Regions from separate parts of the Homo sapiens genome. Here region 1 is linked to region 2. Evidence: chromatin contacts called from ENCODE Hi-C or POLR2A ChIA-PET data. All regions are on one chromosome and are shown on one strand. The core of a region is the stretch at or near the end of the contact, and the rest is flanking DNA. Distances in the headings are between cores, read along the strand shown. Region 1 holds the start of TSHZ3 (teashirt zinc finger homeobox 3). Region 2 holds the start of URI1 (URI1 prefoldin like chaperone).

Region 1 (2,700 bases), core at 100-2,599, 1.4 Mb before region 2:
TCAGCCGCCGCCGCCCGGGGGTCGCCCGCATGAGCTCCGGCCCACCCGCGCCCTCACCGCCGCCCGTAAGTGAGCCCGCGTCGCCCCGCCGCCCACGCCGCCCAGCCAGCTCCTTCTTGCCGCGGCCAGTCGGCCGGGCCGGCCCGGAGCCTCAGCGACCCCGATCACCAATCAATAATCAATCCCTCTAGTCCAGCAGCCCCGGCAGGCCGGGCGCGGGACACGGCGCGGCGGCCCCCTAGGCTCTCGGGGGGAGCCCCTGGCGGGGGATGGGCAGGGGAGCCCGGTTTCCTTCTCCCGCCCCCGTCCCGCCCTAGGATCGGCCCGCGCCGTGGATGGGGGGCGCGGCCCGGCTCCCGGGGGCGAGGGGCGGGGTGGAGGGACCCTGATCATCCCAAAGTCAGGAGAGGAAACTTGAAGGAACCCCCTCCCACACCGACCCCCGGGACGGGCCCAGGAAAGTTTGTCCGGGGAAAAAAAATTGGGGGAAGTGGCTACGGCGGGTCCTGGGGGAGGAGCTGGGTGGCGCGGGGTCTGAGGGCTGCCCCCACCCGCCCCGGCCCGCGCCCGCCTCCTCCCTGGAGGGGGCCTGCCCGTGGGCTCTGGCTTCCCCGGGGGACGCCAGCCCCGGCCCGGGGACCACGCTGGGGGCTCCGGAGTCGGCGGGTGGAGAGGAGTGCGAGCCGGGTGGGGCAGCTGGGGGGTGGCTGGGGACGAACGCTGGGTGGGAATAGGGGTGGGGGGTAACGAGCGCCCCGGGACGGGCTCGGCGGGGCTGGCGCCGCGCCCCCGCGTGTGCGCACGGGGCGGAGGCGGAGGGGCGGCACCCCTTTCGCTGGCGGGGCGGGGGTCCCACGCGGGCCTGGGGCCGGGGGCGGGGGCGCGGCGCCCCCGCGGGCGGGCGATTGACACGATCATCTCCTTTTCCTTTAAGCTTGCCTGTTGCCGACGCCGCCGCTCCAGCCGCGCCACGGGCAGAAGACTGGACCGCCGAGCCCCGGGCCGCGGCGGCGGCTGCGCGTCCCCCCGGATGCCGTGACCCCCGGCCTAGGGGCGGGGGCCGGGGCAGTACCGGTCCGGGCCGCTCCCGCGCTCCTCCTCCCACCGCTCTGCCCGCCCTCTCCCCGCCCCCCAGCCCCGAACCCCGCGCACCTCGTCTGGGGACGGGGCGGGGGGGGGCAGGGCCGCCGCTCCTCCCCGCCCCCTCCTCCTCTGGCCTCTGGAGCGATTTGTCAAACTTCCCATTCCGCCGGCAGCGCGGTCCTCCTCCTCCTCCTCCACCTCCTCCTCCTCTGCCTCCTCCTCCCCCCCGTGCTCCTCCCTCCCCGAGCCTCCCTCGCCCGCCCTCCTTCTTCCCTCCGCACGTTCGGGGTTCGCGGCGGAGCGCGGCGCGGGGGGGACGCGGAGAGCCTGGGCGCAGCAGCATCCTGCGGGCGGCCGCTCTCCGGGGGGGAGGCTGAGAGCAGGCCCGCCTCGCCCCCCCGCGGGCCCGCCGCCCCCTCCCTCCCTGTCCTCAGCCCGGCAGCGGCGGCGGCGGCGGCAGTGGCAGTCGCCGGAGAAGCATCATGCCGAGGAGGAAGCAGCAGGCGCCCCGGCGCGCAGCAGGTACGAGCCGCTTCCCCTTCCTTCTGCTCTCCTCCTCCTCTTCCTCCGCTCGCCCCGCGCCTCCAGCGGGCGCGACCCCGCTCCTCGCCCCGCTCTTCTGCCCGCACTGAGTAACTCCGGGCGCCGCTCTCCTGTTTGGGTGCGTGCGCCCGCCTCGGGTACCGGGCGCCCCCCGGACGCCCCGCCGCGCTCTGCCCTCTTCCCTCTCGCACCCATTTGGGGAGCCGCTCGCGGAGCGCGCTGAGCCGCGCCAGGTCCCTACCTCCTCAGCTCTCCGGCTGCAGAGGGAATGGGAAGCAACCCCGGCCTGGCTCTTTCTGTGGGTGGCGGGCGGGGTCACCTGAGTTCCCCGGGACATCTTCCGCGTCCTCCGAGCGGCCGACCGCCGGGGGACTGCCTGGTGTCCGCCGAGCCAGGGAGCGCGAACGAGTGAGCGAGCCGGTCCCCTCGGCCACCTTAGTACTAACACGATTGATTCCTCATTTCTTGGGCCCAAACTGGGCACAGCGGTGGAACCCGGAGCGCACAGGGTCTGGGTATTGTCAGATGACTGTCAAGTCCATGTTAGATGCTGGCGTTTCCTTCTCCCCTGTTTGTGTTTCCTCGCCCCCACCCCCTCCTTGTACTGCTGCTCCCACCCTCATCTCCGCATAGCACTTAGTTCTGGGACGTGTCTGAGTACTTTTTTGTTCCTCCTTTTTTTTTTTTTTTCTTCTTCTTTAACCGGGAGTGTCAACTCCTGTTAAGACTGAGCCGATTTTTTTCTTTTCTTTTCTGGAAAACGCATCATTGAAAACAAAACAAAAACCACACACATAACATTATTTTGCAATAATGTCGGTTGGGGGCATGTTGCCTGGAAGAAGGGTTTCTGGCCCGTTGCCATCCTTGATTTGATGACTGATTGATCGCCCGTCATGCTGCTGCCTTTGATCTATTCATTCCCAATAAACATCAATAAATCACTTGCAATAGTGAGGCCAAGCTCTGTGACGTCAGGAGGGCCCTGTCAGTGCAACTTTGGGATTTGGGGCGGATTGCCGAGAGGACCACATATGGACGTGATGTATTTTGATATGAGTAACACTCAGATGT
Region 2 (2,700 bases), core at 78-2,577:
TGCTTATAGTGTTGAAGCAACTTCCTAACCCTTTATAATCCATGCTCTTCCAAACATGACATAAAATATTTTAAGCAAATTAAATACTGCTTTTCAAAGTAACAATTTCAAGACACTTGAGGGGACAGAATCAATCTGAAAGACCACAGAATCCACAGAAAAATCAGATTTAACAATAAAACTATTTCTTAAATTGGGAATACTTCTTTATATAAAGTCCCACTAGGAAACACAAAACTTTGTACCCTTTTCACCAGTAGTTTAAAACTCATTTATTATACGATGAAATTAAAATTTGTAAAAATGAGCCGGGTGCGGTGACTCAGGCCTATAATCCCAACACTTTGGGAGGCGAGGTGGGGAAGGGTAGGAGGGGGAGGATCGCTTGAGGCCAGAAGTTCGAGATTAGCCTGGGCAACATAGTGAGACTCTCTTTTTTTTTTAATGTTTAAATGGCATTATATTGTGACAAATATTAAATAACCAAATATTGCACAGGAAGCATTATCATGACAAACGCGGTAAAACTTTTCCGTGCAATCAAAGAGCAACAAACAGTACACATTTTAAGCAATGTTTAGGTCATTACAAGCTACAAATATTAAGGCGAACGCTTCCGTTGACAGCGTGCTGCCCCCGCCCCCAAATTCCCACGCGCTGCCGCACGCCTTCAGCTCAGAAGCCCCCTTTCCTGGGCAGGCGAACGGGCTGCACACCCCTCACTCCGCTGCGAAGTCAAAGGGCTGCAGACAAAGACAACAGAAGCACGTGACAAAAGTTTATCCCCGTTCCCTCCGGGGGCCCGGGCAGCTGGGCCTAGGCCACGCGGGGCGGCGGCCCAGAGCACAGGCAGGGGCAGCCCGGCGGGCGGAGGCGGAAGCGGCGCGGGGCTGCTAGTTACCTTTTCCTGCTCCTCGCGCAGCCGCGCCACATCCGGGGCGCGCAACGGAACCAGGGCAGGGGCCGGGGCCGAAGGGGGCGAGGGGTCGGGGGGCGTCTCCACGGTGGGCGCCTCCATGACGGGCCCGCGGGCCTCAGCGCGGCGTGTGAGTCCTGAACCAGCGCCTGCGCAGGCGGCGCGGCCGGCAGTTGCCCAGCGCCCGCGCGCCCGCCCTCAGGCACCGCGCGCCCCGCGCCCAGGAGGCCGCGCCCGCCGCCGCCGCTGCTGTTCGCGTCCGCGCCGCCCGCTGCCGCATCTCACACGTGCATGTCCCCGCCGCCGCCGCCCCGCAGCGGGCTCCGAGTAGCAGGCCGCCTGCCAGGTACCGAGACGCCTCTCCGGTGCGGGCCCAGCCAGGCGTCGCGTGGCGGCCGCGCCTCCCCACACGCCCCGCCTCTCGCGGCACGCCGGAAGCAAGCGCGCAGGCCCCGCCCCCGACACGCCCAGCTCGCGCAGGCCCCGCCCCCAGGGGAGTGCGCTTGATGCGAACCGCGTGGCTGGGGCTGGCGGTGTCCGCGCTGGGCTGCGTTTGTATCCCTCTGGAAGCTTACATTTTATGCCGATATTTCTTTCTTTTTTTTTTTTTGAGATTACGTATATGAAAGCACTAAATATAGGCTTTGGAACCTTAAAAAAAAAAAGCTTACATTCTATAGAAGCTCCACGCCCAGGAAACGCTCGGCAACAAGAGCCGCGTGTCGCCTTGAGTGCCCCATCTCCCTCCCCGTCGTTTGGCGCTGCATCTGTATCTAGGAGCTTAATTCATGTACTAGAGCTGTTTCATAAGCACATTTAATTTTAGCAAATTCAACTCTTTCTGTGCCTTTTTAGTGAGTTGAAATATACAATTATATTTTGCATGTTCATTAATTACTGTACACATTGTATTTTCTCTTATATAAATTAAGCTACTGTACTAATTTTAATATGCTGCTATGAATGGACTAAGAAATTTTCCAAGGATAACTTTGCCCCCACTTTTCTTTTTTTTTTTTTTTTTTTTAAGAGACTGAGTCTTGGTCTGTCGCCCGGGCTGGAGTGCAGTAGTGCCATCATTTCTCACTGCAGCCTCAAACTCCTAGACTCAAGCGATCTTCCCACCTCAGCCTCAGGAGTAGCTGGGACCACTGGCCCGCACCAACACATCCTGTTAATTTTTCTATTTTTTGTAGAGGCGGGGTCTCCCTATGTTGCCCAGGCTGGTCTTGACATTAAGCGAGCCTCCTGTCTTAGCTAACCTCCTGTCTTGGATTCCCTGAAGTGCTAGGATTACAGGTGTGAGCTACCACACCTGGCCGTTCCAATTATTTTAGAACTCCTGTGCCCACTTCCTCCTACAGCCCTTTGTACAGCCTCCTATTAACCTAACTGCGTGAAAGTGGCCTTGCCTTATCTGCTGCAGTCGCTAGCAGTAAAGATGGGTCGTGTTCGTTCCACATCATACAGACAAGTCTAGGCAGAGAGATGCCTGCAGAGTCACAGCCTGGTGTGCCTGCTTGCTCTGCTTCTCTTCCCTCACTCCTGCCCAGCTCCCAAGTCCAGATCCACCCTTTTTTTCCTTTTTATGGCTTCAAAGGAAGAAAGCAAGGACAACTTGGGAAAAGATAAATGTTCATTCCTGTCTTTTCCTCACTGCATATCCAACCATCATCACCTCTGGAACAGCCAGGACCTGACCATTGTTACCATCTCTTCTACCACCACCATCCTCTCTCCATCCCCAGCCACCTCAGCAACCATTGATCTGGCCTTGCTGCCCC

The links. Hi-C counts contacts between places; a loop is a spot of excess contacts on that map. ChIA-PET counts read pairs that join two places held with the same protein, here RNA polymerase II (POLR2A). Pooled maps may share reads with other maps.
Region 1: a map of ascending aorta shows a loop between it and region 2 (4-fold over the local background). The contact joins the promoter of TSHZ3 here to the promoter of URI1 in region 2. A Hi-C loop is called at or near these places in 1 of 168 maps with a recorded cell type or tissue (ascending aorta) and 10 of 50 pooled maps. POLR2A ChIA-PET finds 5 or more read pairs at or near these places in 1 of 52 experiments (activated naive CD4-positive, alpha-beta T cell).

Annotation. Positions count from the first base shown.
Region 1 is chr19:31,348,085-31,350,784 of GRCh38, reverse strand. TSHZ3 (teashirt zinc finger homeobox 3) reads left to right here and starts at 1,349. Exons shown (of 2, transcript NM_020856.4): 1 at 1,349-1,605. The coding sequence starts at 1,566. It overlaps TSHZ3-AS1 (TSHZ3 antisense RNA 1), which reads right to left. Exons shown (of 3, transcript XR_002958388.2): 1 at 1,868-2,700.
Region 2 is chr19:29,940,866-29,943,565 of GRCh38, reverse strand. URI1 (URI1 prefoldin like chaperone) reads right to left here and starts at 1,327. Exons shown (of 11, transcript NM_003796.3): 1 at 902-1,327. The coding sequence starts at 1,018. RefSeq lists a silencer at 802-1,471 and an enhancer at 1,492-1,581.